Linked DNA regions of Mus musculus: region 2 is linked to region 1. Evidence: chromatin loops called from intact Hi-C (ENCODE). Cell type or tissue: gastrocnemius. All regions are shown on one strand.

Region 1 (5,000 bases):
AAGGATAGACCATCCAGAGACTACCCCACCTGAGGATTCATCTCATAAACAGCCACCAAACCCAGACACTATTGCATATGCCAGCAAGATTTTGCTGAAGGGACCCTGATATAGTGTCTTGTCTGTCAGTGCCTGGCAAATACAGAAGTGGATGCTCACAGTCATCTATAGGATGGAAAACGGGGCCCCTAATGGAGGAGCTAGAGAAAGTACCCAATGAACTGAAGGGGTCTGCAACCCTATAGGTGGAACAACAATATGAACTAATCAATATCCCCAGAGCTCATGTCTCTAGCTGCATATGTAGCAGAAGACAGCCTAGTCAGCCATCATTGGGAAGAGAGGCCCCTAGGTCTTGCAAACTTTATATGCCCCAGTACAGGGTAACGCCAGGGCCTGAAAGACCTCCGTGGGGATAACCCCACCCGAATCACGAGATAGCGCACACCCAAAGAATCACAAGAGACCATCTTGATGCAAACACACGAGGTAGTTCAATGACAGAGCTTGGGGCTGACATGTATCTTATGCAGGAGACAGAGGTGCGAACATGAGGCTCAAAAGTTAGGGATATAGGAAAAGAGTGGGGGTAGGGGAAGAATTGGCATGGCTTCACACAATTGGACAGTTTAAACATCAGCAAACTGTATATGCAGATTGAGGTAACAGCAGAGCATCTGGTTGACATTTAACCCATGTCAGAAGGGTGGGAGATAGGAAGGTGCCAGGCCAGTCTGGACATTCTTGTATGTCTTCTCTATCTTTATGGCTAGTTGGTTCCTGGGATGACTTAACAGCAACAGCCCTTGTTCTTTGTTCTAGGCCCAAAAAGCCCTCCTAACTAGCAAGCATGAGTCATGGACTTTGAATTTTAATTTTCTTTCAGGCCAAGAAGTGGGAGTGGGAGGGTAGGGGAGCAGGGCAGGGGGGAGGGTATAGGGAACTTTTGGGATAGCATTTGAAATGTAAATAAAAAAATTTAAGAAAACAAAAAAAAAAAGTTTAATATAGCACTCAATGCACTGAAATACTACTAAACATACTATTTTGAAAGCGTTAAGACATATTTCTCAAGTTTACATGTAAGAACTTTGCTCCCACAACCCAAACTCAACTATCCATTTCTCCTATCTTTCCTTCTTTCTTTCTTTATTCCTTTCTTTCTTTCTTTCTTTCTTTCTTTCTTTTCTTTTTTCTTTTATTTTTTTATTTTTTGAGACAGGGTTTTTCTGTGTAGCCCTGGCTGTCCTGGAACTCACTCTGTAGACCAGGCCGGCCTCAAACTCAGAAATCCACCTGCCTCTGCCTTCCAAGTGCTGGGATTAAAGGCGTGCACCACCACGCCCGGCTCTTTCTGTCTTTCTTTTTTTTCTTTTCTTTTTTTTTTTTTTTGAGACAGGGTTTCTCTGTGTAGCCCAGGCTGTCCTGGAACTCACTTTGTAGACCAGGCTGTCCTCAAACTCAGAAATATGCCTGCCTCTGCCTCTGTCTCCTGAGTGCTGGCATTAAAGGCATGCACCACCATGCCTGGCTCCTGTATCTTCCAATGTCTGCATCTGATTGACACTGATTTAGAAACCTTTTTAAAAGCTATTTCAAAAATCCTCTATGGTGGTAGGCATATGCATTTCTTCTCTTGAAAGGTTCTGGATTTCTTCTGGGGTTAGACCCTCAATAAGTCTCAAGGCCATCAACGATGCGTCCCTGAACTCATTGGTAATGTCTATCTACACTGGAGTAGCCTTCCATGTTTTCTGCTATGCTCTCAAGGTTAACACAGTCAACCAATTCCAGCTCTGGTAGACTTATTCTTAACAGTTTTGCTGATAGTAATGGAAAATAGATTCTTTTCTCCAGAGGACCTCTTAAAGCCTCTTCTAAGCCCCATCATACTTTGTTTTTAACAGCAGAAAACAAAGGCTTCCCTGTGGAGTTCTCCTCTGGTATGCTTCCTGCCTGGAGGCTAACACCATGCAGGAGAGCCTTCCTTTCAAGCCTGTCAGCCTCTCAAGGTTCTGGGCCTCAGAAATCAATCAACTTTGAATATCTGTGAACATCTATGGCAGCGAGTCGCACACGTGCTGCAGTAAGAATGTTGAGCACAAAGGACATTCTTCAGGATTTGGCTCTCTCCTTCCGTCAAGTGGTAGAATCACAAAATATTCTTCCTTTTTTGTTTGTACTTGAATATGTACTGTGTGTATGTGGATGCTTGTTGGCGCATGTGCATGATGTGTGCATGTGGTGGCCTCAGGTTGACACTCAGAAATGTTGCTCCATTACTCTACACTTTGGTCATTGGAGCAGGGTCTCCCAGTTGAACCCAGAGCTTACTGACAGGATACTCTAGCCCACAGCTAGGGAGGACCTCCCTGCCTCTGTCTGCCAAGCACTGGAATTACGGGTGCACACTACACCCCACCCACTCACGTTTATATGGATACTGGGGATACAAACTCTATTCTTCTCACTCAGTAAGGACTCTACCCTCTGAGCCATCTCCCCAACACTTGCAGACAACACACATATATTCAAATATGTTACAAGTTAAATAATGCCAACAATAAAACATTTTAATGAATTTTTCTAAGAGTATGAAACAGTCACTTTCACCTGCTTCTAAAGAAGCTACAGTAGCTGGGCATCACCAGTGGCACAAACCCCCTAGTCCCAGCAATGTGAAGGCAGAGGTGGGGGTGGGGCAGGGCGGGGTGGGGGCGGGGGCAGAAGCAGGTAGATATCTGTGAATTCAAGGCTATCCCGGGCTACATAGTGAGACTCTGTCTCAAAAAAAAAATTAAAAATAAATAATTTATGGCATTTCAGAAACCAAGCATATGCTTCTGAACTGTGCATTCAAAAGCAACCACAGTTGGTAAATATTTTGGGGGGCTTCTTGACCAAAATATAACAGGAAGCTCTGATTGTCTATTAATATGGTCACAGTTACTAGCTGGCAAGCCCAACCCGAACTGCCTAACAGCAGCAGAAGCAGGCTGTTTGAAGGCAGGGCAGCCTTCCACATGACTTACACGCTCTGTGATCCTAAGGAAACTAGTTAGGAGATGCTGCCAGCACACACTCTTCCCAGGGATGCACATCATCATTCGTCAATCATGGTTCTACACTGATGCACCCTGTTCAGAGCTGAGCCTGCCATGGGATGGTGGGTCGCCAGCAAACCTCGATGCTCGAAAAACCAAAAGAGGGGGGGGGGAGAGAGAGAGAGAGAGAGAGAGAGAGAGAGAGAAAGAGAGAGAGAGAGAGAGAGAGAGAGAGAGAGAGAGAGAGAGAGAGAGGGAAAGAGAGAGAGAGAGAGAGAGAGAGAGAGAGAGAGTTGAACGGGAGGGGAGCAGTGGCATCCTCCTGTGTTCTCTTCCTGCCCTGGCCTATGCCAAGAAAAACAGAGGACGTGGGAACTGACCACTGTGATCCACTAATACTAGCTCTGAGGCACTGTCCAGGGTGGAGAAGGCTAGAAGCTGGCCGTGACAGGCTGACAGAAGACGTGTCGCAGTGAAGCATCAGAAAATGAAGATTGACATGTCACTGTGAAGCAGACTCCCATTCTGGCTCCTCTCTAGTGGGCTCCATATAATCTGACATGAGGTCACAAGGAATGTGCCACACATCCCAAACTTGATCTCTCAAGGCCTTCACAGGATGCTTCCTGGAGGAGTGGCTGCCTCCAGGACAGGGACGGGACAAAAATACGATGAGCCAGGAGAGCAAAGAATGCAAACAATGAAGGGCCATCTAGAGAGGCATTTACCTTCATTAATAATCATTACAGAAAGAACTTCTGGGTAAACTCAGAGCACAGCAACACATATAAATAAATAAATAAACGAGGTAGTGTGTACCTGTTAGTAAGTCTTAAAGTATATTGCCTACAAACACACATTGCTTATTAACCAGTGAATACAAAGTACTCATTAATTAACTTCACAGTAAAGAAATTTAGCAAACAGCATTAGTGTAGCATGTTATAGGCCCTGCAGGGTCCAGTCCTCAGCACCACAAAGGAAAGATACAATTAGGACATAATTTAGAAGGTTGAGTGCCTAGCAGGGCAAGTTTGATCTGGTTCTCTAAGCTGCTCTCCACCCGCTTTGATTACCTATGCACTGCAATGGCGGAGTACAGAAGCTCTGCGGGTGCCTCGCAGACAGCCCAACTTCCTGAGGAGCCCATGTTGGGACCATCAGGAGAACTGTGCCTCTTATTCTAAATGCAACAGAAAATCTAAACCCATTAGTTTTATACTGTTTCTGTGTGTGTATGTGAGTGCATATATGCGTGAGTATGTGTGTGTGTGTGCCTGTGTGCCTGTGTGTGTCTGTGTGCCTGTGTGTGTGTGCCTGTGTGTGTGTGCCTGTGTGTGTGTGCCTGTGTGTGTGTGCCTGTGTGTGTCTGTGTGTGTGTGTGCCTGTGTGTGTGTGCCTGTGTGTGTCTGTGTGCCTGTGTGTGTGTGTGTGCCTGTGTCTGTCTGTGTGCCTGTGTGTGTGTGTGTGCCTGTGTGTGTGTGTGTGCCTGTGTGTGTGTGTGTGCCTGTGTCTGTCTGTGTGCCTGTGTGTGTGTGTGCCTGTGTGCCTGTGTGTGTGTGTGTGCCTGTGTGTGTGTGTGTGCCTGTGTCTGTCTGTGTGCCTGTGTGTGTGTGTGCCTGTGTGTGTGCCTGTGTGCCTGTGTGTGTGTGTGTGCCTGTGTGTGTGTGCCTGTGTGTGTGCCTGTGTGTGTGTGCCTGTGTGTGTGTGCCTGTGTGTGTGTGTGTGCCTGTGTGTGTGTGTTTTGGGGTAGCCCAGGCTAACATTGAACATGTCTGCTGTTGTGCCTCAGCAGCTGGAGTGCCAGAATTATATAGGCTCTTGTCCCCTTTCAGTCTGTTCTGCTTTTATATTGTTTTGGTTTTTTGAAAGTGTACTCCCTAGTTTTGTCAGCTTGACATGAACCTAGATATATCTGGGAAAAGGGAATCTCAATTGAGAGATTGCCTCTATAAG
Region 2 (5,000 bases), 60 kb after region 1:
TGCTTGCCTGTCCGACCTTGAACTGTTATAATTGTTCCTAATTGGCTTCTCTATCTCCAGGTAACTGCTCGTGTCACAAATCCTGCCTCAAGTTTGGCCACGCAGGTCTGTCACGCAGGCCCGTGTCTCTGTCTCTTGTCTCCCCAGTCCATGCTTCAGGAGCATTTGATAACATAGATCTTTGCATTGAGGGCACCTTCGTATGAGATGCCTCTGTTTCGGAGCCAGACCATCCACAGTCATTCACAGACCACAGTCATTCATTGTTAGTCAGCTGTCTTTGCAGTACCGGGAGGGAGCTGGAAGACATGCAAGACAAGTGCCATCTTTGAGTTGCCTACATCCCTAGACCCTAAAGGTTTTTGTGGTTTGGTATTGGTCTAGAAGATTGGCAGGGTTTCCTGTGTAGTTTACTGTATAGTAGAAAATAACATACTCTCTGGGGAAGGAGAGTGGATAATGGCAAAGGGACTTTTTTGTTTTTTGAGGCTCATAGAGCCCTGTCTATCATCAAATTTTTAAATGTAGCTGAGGCTAGCCTTAAACTAGTGATCCTTCTGACTCTGTCTCTTGGGTTCTGTGATGACAGGTATACTACCATGCCTGGCTAGTACTCACTCTCGGTGTATCTATCTGTGTGTACACATACACCTGAGTGTGCATATGTGTTTTGAATTTTTGAGACAGGGTATTATTACTATTACTATGTAGTTCTGGAGGCCTGGATTTCCTGAGTAGCCTAACATCCTCCTCCTTCCTCCACACCCCATAGACTGAGTTATAGGTATGCATCTTTATGCCAATTTTGTGTGTCTGTGCTTTTTGTTCTATGGCTCCAGTTGGCCTGGAACTTTGGATTCTCCTGCCCTCGCCTCCTGACAGCTAGATTTACAGGTGTCAATCACCAAGCTCAGTTTTTGTTTTCATTTGTTTTGTTATAAGCATGCAAAGCCCTGGACTTCGCTCCCCACCTCCTGCTGTCCCCCCACCTCCTGCTGTCCCCTCACCTCCTGCTGGTCTACCCCCCCCAATCCCGGTTTCCCCTGTGTCTTTCCAGGTCACAGAGAGTCCATTACACTCTTTCCCCCTCCTTTCCTCACTTAAGGCTTCTTTTTTTCCTCTCTTGGTCCTTTCTAGTTTCATGACCAATGCCCACACCCCCTCCACACACATGTACACGATATATAGGAATTAAAACCTAGGGTCTGTCTGAAAACATGTGGCATTTGTCTGGATTACTTTGTTTAGCATAATAATTTCTAGTCCCATTCATTTTCCTGCAAATGCCTCGATCACAGTTTTCTTCATGCCACAAACAGTGTAGTGTTTGTGTGTACCCGCTGTATGTGTGGCTGTGTGTGCTTGGATGTGCTCACCTGTGCTCGTTCGTGCATGTGGAAGCTTGAGACCAACTTCTGGTGTCTTCCTCTACTATGCTCTTCCTTATTTTGGGGGGGGGGGCAGGGTCTCTCACTGAACCTGGAATTTGCCCCTTCTGGGTGACAGCAAACAGGAGTCTCTACCTCCCTGGAGACGGGGTCACGGTGTGCTCGAGCATGCCTTGATTTTCTGTGGGTTCTGGGGACTCAAACATAGGCGTTCACAGTGCTTCCCATGTAGACCTTCCCCAGCCCGCGTGTAGTACTTCTTGAGGGACAGTTAAAATGATCTCCACCTCACTGCCACACCCTGGGTAATTCCTGAATCCCCTGGGGCCTCCTGACCCGGCTTTCTCTAGCGTTTATAATTTTTGGTTTTATTTCTAATAACTCAATGTGATTTGACGGCATAAGATGACATCACAGCCATGCCTCCGTCTGCACAGACCGCGAAGGCTCTTCCTGAAGTGCCTCACACCGGAGCAATGCTCTGCCAGGGAAAAGGCGGCTAAACTCCCTGCTGTGAGTTGGAATTTCATTTCATTAACATGGTTGTCTTCTAGTATTAGCTAAGTCTTTAGAAAACAGTCAAGGGAAGAGAATTTGTGTCTCTTTGAATGTGCTTTGTTAGAACTATAAAAGACAAATTGAATATCAGAGGAACCTGTATTGCATTTGTGGGTCTCAGTTATTTGCAACCTAAATGCATAGTGCGCAGGCCTACACCAAACTCTGTGAATGAAACGGTGGATCTCTGGACTACACCTCAGATTAACTGAGTTCTGGCATGGCGCCCAAAGGCTCTGCGTTTTTAGCGCCATTTGTTCCTTTGAGACCATGCTTCACAGTATACCCCTGGATGGCCTGGAATTCTCTTCAAAGTCCCGTTCAGGCTAGTTTCCAAGTTGCCGCAATCCTCTGACCTCACTTCCTTGAGTTGCAAACACAGTTCTCATGTCTGGCAGTTGTTGTTAGCAATCCTGACCATGAAGAAAATTCTCCATGTCTTCAAAGTCACCATTTCCACCTCCCTGGCGACAGACTCTGCGAGAGTCACTATACCATGTTTATGTGAGAACTGGGGTAAGGGGCACAGCTTAGTGAACACCAGGCAACACTCTACCAATCGAGTGACAGCCTTGGCCTCTCTTAATCTTCCCTTCTTCATTTCTTTTCCCTCTTCCTCCCTCTCTCCTCCCCCTCCCCCTCCCTCTAAGATTCAAGTGGGCTTTGAACTTGCGACGTAGCTGAGGATGACCTTAAACTTCCGATCCTCCTGGCTCTGTCCCCCTCATGTCTGTGCCCCTTCACTAAGTTTTATGCTTTTCTGTTTTTGAGACAGGTTCTCACAGCTGGCCTGGAACTGGTGGGTATTCTCCTGCCTCTGCTGCCAAAGCAGTGCTATTCCATGTGTGAGCTGCCATGCCTGGGTCACCTTTATGTTCAAAGTAATCCAGAAGAAATGCAGTACAAACATAAAGGTGACATTACTTTGTTTCCTCAGAGCAGATTCTAGCTGACATTCAAAAGTCCTGAGAGGTACTGGAAGCCTCTAAGGAAGAATAGAACTTGAGTCCGTGGAAACATCGGTGCAGTCAGCCACTCAGATGCTAGGCCCACAGCCTCACTGTGAACAGGAAGGGCTCCTAAGCTGGATCCTGCACATTCCTAAATCCCAGTGCCTTGCTGTCCTAGCCAAACACTTATTTATAAAATCATGCTATCGACACATGGAAGAAATCCACAAAAACATCCCAGAACAAAAATCCCAACCTGTGTGTGTGTGTGTGTGTGTGTGTGTGTGTGTGTGTGTGTTAGGGATTGATCCAGGGCCTTGTCCATTCACAAACAAGTGCTCCCCCTCAAATGACTATTGTTTAAGGAACTTAAATAATTTATTTCTTAGAAAAAATATTTAATGCTAGTACCACTTAATAAGCCCATGTTAGTGTAAAGAGGGCCCAGAAAGGTTAATTTCAAGGTTACTCAGTCAATAAAGACTCAGCCTGCCTATACTAAAACTCAATCTTTTCAGGATGCTTTGTTGTGCATCATATCCAAAGAGGAGGGAGATAAATTGCCTGCTGTCTTGGCTTTCAGTCACTGTATGATAATTTAAGGTGGGAACTGTGCTTAGGGCTTATGGGAGGAGGACTAAGCACCTCAAGGAAGGGAGACAAGCTCAGAGGCCATCGCTACTGCACAGGGCCCTGGAAACAAACGGGTTCAGTGACGGAAAGGAAGGTGACCTGTGCAGGAAATGGTGTGTGTTCTACCATGACTGAGTAGAGAGGCCACCACAGAGTCCTTCACTGGAGCCCGGGGAAAAGATCAGGGTGTTAGAATTCAGCAGGCCTTGGATGTTTGGCACCATGGGGCAGCAAAGAAGCCTTCTTGAAGATGTAAAGCCAAGTAGTGAAGGCCTCAGAGATGCTCTGGTCTCTGTGCGGACAGAGGTGAGGCCAAATGACTGGTCAAGAAGACACTGCCAGAAGCCAAGTGGGCCCAGAGAGCATCAATGACAGTCAGAAGGGAGAGGCCCTGGCAGGAAGGAGAGAGGAAGCAGGCCTCGGGGTTGGGGACAATCTAAAGTCGAAGAGTCTATTTCCTGCAGGCTGGGAAGCTCAAGGTCTGGGTTCTCATGGGGTCAGAATGTGTGGAGTTTCATGTGACAGGAGGTGAGAAGGCAGGGGAAACAGTTTCCAGGGAGAGTCTGTGAGGGCCTGGCCTTAGGGTCAGGCTTAGTGAGGTGTTGCCTGGGCTCTGACTCCCTCGGAGGCAGAGGCGTTCTGCCCCAGTGGTCTCCTGAGGAAGGTTAACTGCTCTGACACCACCGACAGAGAAGTGTGAATAAGGGGTTTGGACTTATCGCCACTAAGTAAGGAAAGTGGCTGCTAGCTGGCTGAGCAGCTAAAACGTTCCTGAATGGAGGTCAGTTTTCAAGAGCAGCGGTGAGGTCCTTCAGACTGGAGGCTGGAACCAGGATCCCTGTAGTCACAGCAGGTTTCCCCCGAATGTTGATCTTTTTCTTCTGGTTATATTTCAGATAGTTACCAGTGGCCAATGACTCAGTCTTTCTCATAATTACCACCAATGACTGACGAGTATCTCTTAGAGGTACGTGTCTCTCTCGCACAGGGGCTGTGAAAGGGAAGGGAATTTATGGCAACTGCAAGGTCCTCCAGGCTACACAACTATCAGGCTTTAAATTAATCTTCCCTTATATATCTATCTGTGGCTTGGAAAAATGATGAAGATAATTAAGTACCTTTTAAAGCGCTCAGCAGGGCCTTCCTTTGTGCCCTTTCTTTTCTCCACTATGTGAGGGTAGATGATATACACGCAGCCATTCCTAACCTTGGCTCCTGGACTTCTCTTTCCTCCAAGGTGTGAACGTATTTAGTGAAAGTTTCATCTCGGCTTTGTGAATAATTAATCCTCGTTTCTTCGTGGCAAATGTAGGAGTACAAAAACAGACCATAAAACACGCCCTCACTGAGCAGGCTGGGGCCACCGGAATGTGCTGAAGTCGCATTCCAGCCCCTTCCCGGCCGGGGTGCCAGAGGGGATTAACCTGACTATCTATCTCTGCTTCAGCTTTCAGAGAACTGGAGGGAGACA

The links. A loop is a pair of places that touch in the nucleus more often than their neighbours do. Peaks named below come from ENCODE experiments on the same cell type or tissue, not always from the same donor. Only the 100,000 strongest peaks of a DNase experiment are listed, where the experiment ranks them.
Region 2: a loop joins it to region 1, with 12 times the contacts of the local background. A loop is called at or near these places in 2 of 42 quality-filtered maps.

Annotation. Positions count from the first base shown.
Region 1 is chr3:9,045,608-9,050,607 of GRCm38, forward strand. No RefSeq gene overlaps it. Among named protein-coding and RNA genes, the nearest start is that of 4930539M17Rik, 14 kb to the right of the region's middle. In gastrocnemius, no CTCF peak of the experiment used is centred here; a DNase peak (open chromatin) is centred at 3,022.
Region 2 is chr3:9,106,051-9,111,050 of GRCm38, forward strand. No RefSeq gene overlaps it. Among named protein-coding and RNA genes, the nearest start is that of 4930539M17Rik, 47 kb to the left of the region's middle. In gastrocnemius, no CTCF peak of the experiment used is centred here; a DNase peak (open chromatin) is centred at 2,182.